2 separate regions of the Homo sapiens genome follow, and region 2 is linked to region 1. Evidence: read pairs that join two places in POLR2A ChIA-PET (ENCODE). Cell type or tissue: PC-3. All regions are shown on one strand. Each heading gives the region's core, and the rest is flanking DNA. Links, peaks and the distances in the headings are about the cores only. Region 1 holds the start of LINC01590 (long intergenic non-protein coding RNA 1590). Region 2 overlaps SLC35A1 (solute carrier family 35 member A1).

The links. ChIA-PET counts read pairs that join two places held together with the same protein. Peaks named below come from ENCODE experiments on the same cell type or tissue, not always from the same donor. Only the 100,000 strongest peaks of a DNase experiment are listed, where the experiment ranks them.
Region 2: POLR2A ChIA-PET joins it to region 1 with 10 read pairs; 6 of 35 experiments call an interaction of 5 or more read pairs at or near these places.

The regions. Positions count from the first base shown.
Region 1 is chr6:87,393,765-87,399,153 of GRCh38, forward strand. LINC01590 (long intergenic non-protein coding RNA 1590) reads left to right here and starts at 3,360. Exons shown (of 2, transcript NR_026784.1): 1 at 3,360-4,613. In PC-3, for the core only: no CTCF peak of the experiment used is centred there; no DNase peak of the experiment used is centred there.
Region 2 is chr6:87,501,693-87,507,081 of GRCh38, forward strand. SLC35A1 (solute carrier family 35 member A1) reads left to right here. Exons shown (of 8, transcript NM_006416.5): 5 at 4,690-4,756. Among named protein-coding and RNA genes, the nearest start is that of SLC35A1, 31 kb to the left of the region's middle. In PC-3, for the core only: no CTCF peak of the experiment used is centred there; no DNase peak of the experiment used is centred there.

The DNA of each region.
Region 1 (5,389 bases), core at 316-5,315:
AATCTCAGCTCCATTCTGGCCAGTTCGACCCATTGTCCCATCCTGTTACTCCTTATCGATCTGAGGTTTGCTAGAATCCTCTGTTCTGGGGTACTGTGGGAGAAAGTCTACAAATAGAGCAAATCTGGGCCACTGCAGATTTCAATCACATGTGACTAAATTACAATCAGATCATAAAAATTAGTCTGCAACACTGATATTGATTACAAATTTTATAAGTATCAATAAACTATGCTCTCATTTTTGGTACTTCAAGTCATTTTTATTACTAAGTTGCTGACAGGGATAACCTATTTTTTTAAATGCCTAATGCACACATGTATCATTGTCCATCAGAATCAAAGACAGAATTTGTACATAATATTGAAAAATGGAAAAGTGCTTGCTGCACATGGTATTTTAGATTAGCTACTTTTGCAAAGTGTGTACCCCTGGACCACCTGAACTAGAATAACCTGGAATGCTTGTTAAAATGAAAATTTTCAGCTGGGCGTGGTACCTCATGCCTGTAATCCCAGCACTTTGGGAGGCTGAGGTGGGCGGATCACGAGGTCAGGAGATGAGACCATCCTGGCTAACACGATGAAACCCCATCTCTACTAAAAATACAAAAAATTAGCCAGGTGTGGTGGCACATGCCTTTAGTCCCAGCTACTTGGGAGGCTGAGGCAGGAGAATTGCTTGAACCCGGGAGGCAGAGGTTGCAGTGAGCCGAGATCATGCCACTGCACTCCAGCCTGGCAACAAAGTGAGATTCTGTCTCAAAAAAAAAAAAAAAAAAAAAAGAAAGAAAGAAAGAGCAAGGGATGTCCTTAACCAGAAAAATGATATTTATTTTTTCATTTTCAGCAAACATCATACTTAAAGGGGTAATGCAAGCATTTATTTTAAGCTAGTGGAACTGAGTATTACTACTGCTACTATTCAAAATTGAACTGGAAGTTTTAATTAGAACAGTAAAAGAGGGAAAAGACATGAAAAGTAAATGTACTGACTGATACTACCTGACTTCAAGGCTTACTGAAAAGCTACCAGACAGTGTGGTATAAGCCAAAGAATAAATAAATAGATCAGTGGAACAGAATAAGGAGTCCAGAAATAGACCCACACAGACATAGTCAATTCTTTTGAAAAAGGTGCAAAGGCAATCCAAAGGAGAAAAGATAATATTTTCAACAAAAGGTGCTGGCACAACAGGACATCCAGAAGCAAAAAAGAAAAAAAGAAAAAAAAATGAAGACACAAACTCTATAGCCTTCACAAAAATTAACTCAAAATGATAACAGACCTAAATGTAAAACACAAAATTATAAAACCTATAGGATATAACAGAAAAAAACTAGATGACCTTGAATTTGATGATGATTTTTTAATAGAATACCAAAAGCATCATCCATAAAAGAAAAAATGGATAGGTTGGGCTTCATGAAAATTGAAAACTTCTGCACTGCAAAATACCTTGTTAAGGGAATGAAAACACAAGCCACAGACTTGGATAACATTTTTGCAAAACACATATGTGATAAAGGACTGTTAACCACATCATACAAAGAACCCTTAAAACTAAACAATATGAAACAAAAAACCCAACTTTTAAAATGAGCAAAAAATTTCAACAGATATCTCACTAAAGGAGATATATAGATGGCAATTAAGCATATGAAAAGGTGTTCAACATCATATGTCATTAGGGAATTGCAAATTAAAATAACAATAACATACTACTACACACCTATTAGGATGGCCAAAACAATACATTTACAACAACAAATGCTGCCAAGGACGTGAAGAAATTGGAATTCTTTTCTCTGCTGACATGTGGGAATGCAGAATGGTATAGCCACTTTGGAAAGCAGTTTGGCAGTTTCTTACAAAACTAAACATAGTCTTACCATGTGGTTCAACAATTGTACTCCAGTAAAAAGATCAGTGGTTGCCAGGGGTTGGGGGAAGGGAGGGATGATAGAGCACAGAGCATTTTTATAACAGTAAAACTATTCTGTATGATACTGTAATGGTGGATACCTGTCCTTATACATTTGTCCCAACCCATAGATTCCACGGCACCAAGAGTGAATCCTAAACTATGGACTTCAGGTGATAATGATGGGTTCATCAATTATAACATGTGCCACCGTGGTGCAGGATGTCAGTAGCCAGGGAGGTTAGGTGTGTGGGGATAGGGATAGACGGGAACTTTGTACTTTCTACTCAATACTGCTGTGAACCTAAAATTGCTCTAAAAAATAAAATTTATTAATTTTTTTAAAAGTGGGGACAAAGTCTTCCCTGGAACCTGTCACAAGACATGCCTATGACATGCTTTTGGTGTCTACATATCAAGCCAGCTTTTTTCCACTTAATTAACATCTCATATTCATTAAACAATTATTAATAAAATACCTACCATGGGATAGGCATTGTTCTAGGTACTAGGAATAAAGTAGCAAATGAAGCAGATATTTAAAAACTCAGATATTTCACATCTGGGAATCTGAATAAATTACATGCGATACAAAAAATTCTTATACTCAAATAACTCCACTGTTATTTATAATGGTGAAAACTTGAAAATATACTACATAATAGTGGGAATACTTCAGTAAATTATGACACATCCACTCAATTGCATATTATACAGCTATTAAAAATACAGCCCATAATAAGATATAAAAATGTCTGTGTTGTAATGTTGACTGTAAAGGAGTAACATAAGATATGGTAAGAATGTAGATAAGGTGAGTCATTACATGAACATGTTAACAACATTAATCCTTTGTTAATGAATCTATGGGTGGCAGATTTGTACTCCCAAATTTTCATAAAGAGCATGTCTTATTTTTATAATGGAAAATGTCCCAATAAAATATTTTTAAGCCTAGACACTTAATATTTGAATTGACTAGCCAAATCTTCATGCTTTTAATGTCGTAGGTGTGTATCTAATAATTGCTGAAGCTGGAATTTCCTTCGTGTGCAGTCAGCCACACCTCGCTATACCTGTCAAACCATCTCAATTATCCACTCCAATTGTCATGCCTCTCGTGGGTTAGTTGTAAATGGAACACAACTCTAGCATGACATTGCGACTTAAAAGAGCATATCCAGTATTTCGATGATCATTCTGGAAATATATTTCCTCTTCAAAGTTTTTACCTGTCAGTGAGGCATTTAAATTGGGGCATTCTCTTGTTTCTGAAGTCTGATAAAATCTTGACCTTAGAATATTTATTGGTAATATTTATTCATTCACAAAATTAGTTCTTAGCATATCCTATATGTCAGGCATTAGTCTAGAGCTGGGGCTAGAAAAATGAATAAGATTGGGTTCCTGACCCCAGCCCAGGCTCACACTGTAGTAAAGGGAAACAGACATGAACACTAGGTGACATGGAGTGTTAGGGGCGCTATGGTAGAAGTCTGCAGAGAGTGCAATGGGCGTCCAAATGAGGAAGTGATCACTTGCACAAGAGTGGGAGGCTTGGCTGGAAAGGCTTCTCTGAATAGGATGACATTTGATCTGTGTTTTGAAGGGCATCGTTGGCAAGGTAAGTAATCCAATTAAAGGAGGTTGCCTCAGCTAAAGCACAGTATGCTCAAAGGTGCGGATCATTTGAAAATTTGAGTTCAGGTGCAGTAGGGGTAAGGTAAGTATCCAACAGAATTTTCTACAATGATGGAAATGTTCTATATTGTCACTGTCCAATACGGTAGCCTCTAGCCACATTTGGCCAGTACAACTGAAGAATTGAATATTAACTTTCATTTAATTCTAGCTAATTTAAATTTAAATAGTTTCATCAGTTAGTGGCTACCATATTGAACAGTGCAGGTTTAGAGATAAACAGAGGCCAGTTGCAGGAGGGTCTTGCATCCCATTGAGGAGGACTGAATTTTCTTCTGCAGGGCCTTCTGTGGTCTGCAGAAAGGGCAGTACACAGGCAGTAATATTATCAGCTTTGCCTGTGGGAGTGCCCCAGCCTGGAAGCAGATAATACAGTTAGGAGATTCCCATAACCTGCCTGAGTGAGAGCATTAGTAATTAGGGAAGGAAATGGATGTGAGACTTGCTGAGAAGGGCTGGACAGGCTTAGTGACAGGTCTGAGTGTGAGGGGAGAGGGAGTGGGGGAAGTGGGATCAGGTTTGAGCCAGCTATTAAATCAATGCCAATTCATCCCATAAAGAATGCAGAGAGTGGGACAGGTTTGGAGAGTGTAAGGAACATGGCTGTGCTGTAGCCAAGCAGGCATAGGGTAGCAGGAATAGGCCGAGGTAAACAGCCTAGACATCTCAGCGGGATTGGGGTGCAAGTGCACAGTCCTGTGTCTTATATAGTCACAGCCATGTAGGCATAACATAGAGCAGCTCCCCACCTGGCTCTCAGCCACTAGTGTTTGTGTAGTGTATAAATGTAACACTGACCCTGTGAAGGGGCTGCTGAATAAAGCCATGTCTCATTTACCTGCTGTCTCTCCAGTGTTCTTCCAGCTCCCTGCCCCACATCCACCCACTGTCCTCAGACCTCAGCTGGGGCTGCACCCCAACCCTGAGTGTGACAGAGAGAAGATGAGTGTTAGAGATCATGATCCTGAAGTGCTGACGAGAAATTCAGGTGAGTTATTACTATCTTTCTTTCTTTTTCTTTTCTTTTCTTTTTTTGAGATGGAGTCTTGCACTCTGTCTCCCAGGCTGGAGTGCAATGGCGTGATCTTGGCTCACCCCAACCTCCGCTTCCCAGGTTCAAGTGATTCTCCTGCCTCAGCCTCCTGAATAGCTGGGATTACAGGCAAGTGCCACCATGCCTGGCTAATTTTTGTATTTTTAGTAGAGATGGGGTTTCTGTACGTTGGCCGGGTTGGTCTCGAACTCCTGACCTCACGTGATCCACCCACCTAGGCCTCCCAAAGTGCTGGGATTACAGGCATGAGCCACTGCTCCCAGCCACTTATTACTATCTTTCTACTTGCATTGTGCCAAGAGGAAACTGACAGTTCAGCCCTCGTCAACTGAGAGACAGTTGAATTAAAGTAATCTGATGGCATCTCTGGCATTTATTCAGCCATAAGAAAACAGCTGCTAAAAGTGGAATGCAGCTTTTTTAGAATTTCAGCAAAGGTGGAAGGAGATCCAAAAAATTCCTTCTTAGCTGTGCATGGTGGCTCATGCCTATAATCTCAGCACTTTGGGAGGGCGAGGTGGGGGATCACTTGAGGCCAGGAGTTTGAGACCAGCCTGGGCAATATGGTGAAACCCTGTCTCTACTGAAAATACAACAATTAGCCGGGCATGGTGGCATGTGCCTGTAATCCCAGCTACTTGGGAGGCTGAGACACAAGAATCACTGTAACCTGGGAGGTGGAGGTTGCAGTGAGATTGTACCACTCCACT
Region 2 (5,389 bases), core at 319-5,318, 110 kb after region 1:
ACATCTCAGAAACACTGGGCAAGGTTTTTCTGCATCTAGTTTTCATCTTCTCTCTCAACTGTCAGTCTCTGGCACATCTCCCTACTGTCAGTGATCAGGATGACAAGGGAAGGAGTGTTCTTACTGATAATTGATAATTATCTTTAGTTTTTAAGAGTTAATGTGAAGGTACATAACAGATTTTTAAAGAGTTAACGCTAAGATACATACATGATTTTTTTTCTTACATTGTATGCCTCAATCAGTTATTTCCCCAAAGAGAAACAGGAAATGGGATGCCAGTGAATAGTTTTGTGAAGGTCAGGAGTTTCCTACAGTTGAATATTTACTCTAACTTTTAGCAAACAGACTATGGTTCTCTTAGGAATGGAAGGCGGCTGGGATGTACAGTGCTTGTGAACAGTATCATATCCCCACCCTCCAGGTCCCCTCCTTCCCCAATTAAAACCCTACTGTTTCTTTCTATAATATGGTTTCTAGACAGACTTCCTGATCCCTGCCTTCTGCCCCTACACTTTTCCTTATATTTTTCTCCTAGATGCATTCATCTGTCATTATTTCTCAATATATCCTAAAACCCCACTGTCTCCCAATGTTGTCTAAGTAATACGAGGCACAGTTTGGTAATTACCCCTTTGTTCTGAATACCGGAGACTTGTTATACAGTCATGCATCGCTTAACAAAGAATGTAAGTTCAGGGTTCTGAGAGATGCATCATTAGGTGATTTCACTGTTGTGCAAACATCATGGAGTATACTTACACAAATCTAGATGGTATAGACTACTTACTACACATCTAGGCTGTACAGTATATAGCCTATTGTTCCTAGGCTACAAACTTCTGCAGCATGTTACTGTGCTGAATACTGTAGCGAGTTGTAACACAGTGGTAAGTTTAGCGTACCTAAACATAGAAAAGGCACAAATATAGTTTTATCTTACAGGACCGCTGTTTTATATGTGGTTCATCATGGACTGAAATGTCATTATGTGGTACATGACTGTTAATTTCTGGGGGGCAGGCAAAGTATCTATTTTACAATTGATCATAAACCACTACATGTAACTGTGTCACCCAAATAGTTTGTCTCAAATGTATCTTGTATCCCTCTCACCCCACTGTTCCCTCAATCTGTCTGCACTGCCATGCACTCCTCCACTACTGGTTAAGTGGGTTCCAAGTGTCAGGACTGGAATAGACTCTCATTGACACTAGAACTCAAACTCTGGCTTATTCTAAACCAGAATGCAGGTTGAGTTTGTATTTATTAAGCTCTTCTTGTTAGCTTTGGGTCATTGCTCAGCCCCTTGAGTTATTTCCAGTTCTTACCCATTATTAGCTTCTCCTTTGGGTATTACGCTTTCCAGAGTCAAAAAAAATATGCCTTCTGGGTCTTTAATGAAAATTTTAGGTAGAACAGGACCAGAGTTCTGTGGCTGTACCTTTAGAATTCTCTCTAGCTTGATCTTTTTCTTGCTTACTGAACATATCATCTCTCATAGTTTTTATGGGTCAGGAATTTGAGGGTGCCTTAGCTAGCTGGTTCTGGCTTGAGGTTGCAGTCAAGATACTGGCTAGGGCTGCAGTCAACTGAAGACTTGACTACGGCTGGAGGATCTGTTTCTAACGTGGCTTATCTATATGCCTGGCAAGTTGGTATTGGTTGATGGCCTAGCTTGATTTTGTTCAATTAACTACCATTTTTCTGTATGAGCATTCACACACTTACGGATTGTACCTTTATCCTCACTACAGTTCTGTGTTGTCTATAAAAATATTATGTGGCTGGTCGCAGATCACCAGGTGAGGAGTTCGAGACCAGCCTGGCTAACATGGTGAAACCCCGTCTGTACTAAAAATACAAAAACTTAGCTGGGCGTGGTGGCAGGCGCCTGTAATCCTAGCTACTCAGGAGGCTGAGGCAGGAGAATCGCTTGAACCTGGGAGGCAGAGGTTGCAGTGAGCCGAGATCGCGCCACTGCACACCAGCTCGAGTGATAGTGCGAGACTCTGTTTCAATAATAATAATAATAACAATAATATGCAAGTCTGTCACATTTTTTGCCAAACATTATCTCTATGGAATTCCCCTCATCACTTAACATTAGGAGTCCTTTCAGTAAGGAAATCTGGTATGTTTCACACTTGGTGAAGTCACACTATTTTCCACTGATGACCATTAAGCTTTTTAAGTACAAGTCATCTCTAAATCTGTTCTAACATTTTGCTGGTAATCAATGTAACAATAACAGCTGCAATCATTTATAATGCACTAAATACTAGCATTATCTAAATGCTTTATATACACTAACTCACCTACTTTTCTTGATAGTCTTTTAAATTTATTTAGCTAGGTAGTCTAGGCGGGGAGAATTGCTTGAGCCCAGGAGTTCAAGACCAGCCTGGGTAATATAGTGAGACCATGTCTCTACAAAAAAATTTAAAACTTAGCTAGATGTGGTGATGCATGCCTGTAGTCCCAGCTACTTGGGAAGCTGAGGTGGGAGGATCACTTGAGCCGAGGAGGTTGAGGCTGTAGTGAACCATGATTATACCACAAGATCCTGTCTCAAAAAGAAAAAAAAAAAAAAAAGCTTTCTTTAATGCCTTACAGGATTTTTTGCAAGCCTCCACTTATTCTGAGTTTTCGATTTCTTGATACTATTCTTAAATTCCTGGTTAGATTCCTCTTGGTGATCTGTACTTCGGCTTTGTTCTTGTAAAATCAGAATTCAGTGAAGATGCCCTTATTTAGATATGTTGATTTCCTTATGTATTCTTTTTTTTACTTTTCACCAGAACCTCCTTCTTCAGTAACTCTTAATCTCTCTTGAATGTTCTTCTCACGAGCCATGGAATTCTAACTTGAAGTTTTACATTTTTGAGTTTTGATTTATTCAGGACTGGAGCACATGTCTCTTAACTGTGCTGTGTTTGGCTCATGCTCAGATCACATGGTTGCTTTCTGCCAAAGTTCCCATCACATCTACTTCATCACCCAGCAGTTTCTTGTCAGAATCAAGTCCAGATAAGCTGTTTCCATCACTATTTTTCCTAACTGTAGAGACATTCAACTGGCAGGAAACTAAGTCAAGAATTTATCAGGCACTCTATTTTTAGCAGTTGGAGCTTCCCAGCAGATGTTGGGATAGGTGGTATCTCACACTATGATTTTATTCTATCTATGCCAGTCTTGAAATTTGTATTATAGGAAAGTATACTTGTTAATAATGTATAGTCTATAGCAGTGGTTCTCAAACTTTAGCGTACATCAGAATCAACTGGAAGGTTGGTTGAAACAGATTGCTAGGCCCATTCCCATAGTTTATGGTTCAGTAGGTCTGGGGTAGAGCCTGACAGTTTTTATTTCTAACAAACCCCCAGTGGTGCCACTGCTGCTGATCCAGGGTCCATACTTTGAGAACCACTGGTCTACAGTGTCTTCTGTTTCTCCTTTTATCTTCATGCAAACAATTTAGACCAAGCTTGCTCTCTCAGGTACCATAAAGTGGCACTTTTCTTATATCAGGCTTATTTATTTTGAACAAGGTATATACTTCCTTGTCATATTACAGTCATGAATCTCAACCCTCTAATTTCAGTGATACTATTGAGATAGTATTTATCTTTCAGGAAAGACTGATGAAAGCTCCTGACAGTTTAGAAAAGAAAGAGAAAATAAAGTGAAACAGAGGGTTAGGACCCATATACTTGGATCTGTGAGCACTGGTCTCACACTATTTTGGTTATATATACTTGTCAATTTTGCCTATACATAACAGAGCTGTGTATTGTAATCTTCTTTATTCATTTAGTATGTATCTTAGTCCATTTTCTGCTGCTATAACAGAATACGCAGAGTGGGTAACTCATAAAAAACAGAAGTTTATTTGGCCCATGGTTCTGGAGGCTGGGAAGTCCAGAACACGGTGCTGGCATCTGGTGAGGCTCATTCTATGGCAGAAGGCAGAAGCGATCCCATGTGACAGAGGGAAGTGGGCTGAACTCATCCTTTTTATCAGAAACCTGCTCCCTCAATAACTAACTCATTCCCTCAGTAATGGCATCAATCCCTTCTTGAGGACAGAGCCTTCATGACCTAATCATCTCTTAAATGCCCACCTCTTAATACTGTTAGAACGGCAATTAAATCTCAACATGTGTTTTGAAGTTGACATTCAAACCACAGCAGTGTGTATAGACAATGTATCTGGTACACAGAAGGTATACTAAAAATTCAATAAATTGGGGAGTCTTAAGAGGCAGCACTGTATCCTGTAGGTGATGAGGAATAAATAAGTTAAATTGTTATCATTTTCAGGATTGATGCTATAAGCTCTTAAATTAGAGTGATAATAGAAATTAAAATTAAGTAGTATGCTGACTTGGCCTGTTCAAAAGTTCATGCTAGAGTGCTTATTGGTATTAGGAAACAGTGGGCACATATTATATTAAGCATATACTATGGCTGTGATTTGAGGGACACATTTTTCACTTAAGCCAAGTGCCCTGGTTAATTTCTGGAATGGTCTTTTTGTTTAGTTGTCTTATTCTGTAGAATAGCTGTGTCTGATGTGGAATATACTTTTAGTAAGACTGTAACAGGTTTTTGTATTTATTTGTTTGGACTCTTGGATGAACTCTGTTTATTAGTCACTAAAAATAACTTTAACAATTAATATTGCAGGTGGAACAAAATCCATTATTAGGGTTTGGCGCTATAGCTATTGCTGTATTGTGCTCAGGATTTGCAGGTAAATCATGAAAGCATTGTTTTATTCTTTTGTCATATTTTTCGAAAACATCAAACTTTAGACACCAGTCTAGTTTATCTTGCTTTCTCAGTTTTATTCCCATTAAACTTGATCTTCTTGCTTATATTTAGTTTTATGTCAGCTGTTTTTCCAGTAAATGTATAGCATTGTTCAACTAAGTTCAGACTCAGTCCCTATTCATACTTGCAGTTAACTACTTCTGTTATCCTTGACCATCTCAGTCCGGCCAAAAACCCAAAAGTAAATGAAAAAAGACTTCTGAAAATGGAGGAAATTAGTCTTCAGAAAGCCCTTTCCTTTTTTCTGGAACTGCCACTATCAAGTCAGATCCTGCTGCTTTAGGTTGTTAATGTTACCAGCTAAGTATCTTTTTTTCCCCTATAACCTCAAGTTCTTTCTCTGCTTTAACAGGTTAGGAGCTATGGAGTAGGATCATGAGGTGGGTCGAGAGTACCTTAGAAAACATAATACATAAAGCTAATAACCAAACAGGGAGGAAAGACAACACAAAATCACTAACATCAACAATCCACGGAAGTCTGGCGTTGTATGTGTAGGGACAAGCACTCCTCCAATGCATCAAGATAAGAAAGTATGAATATTAAGTGTAAC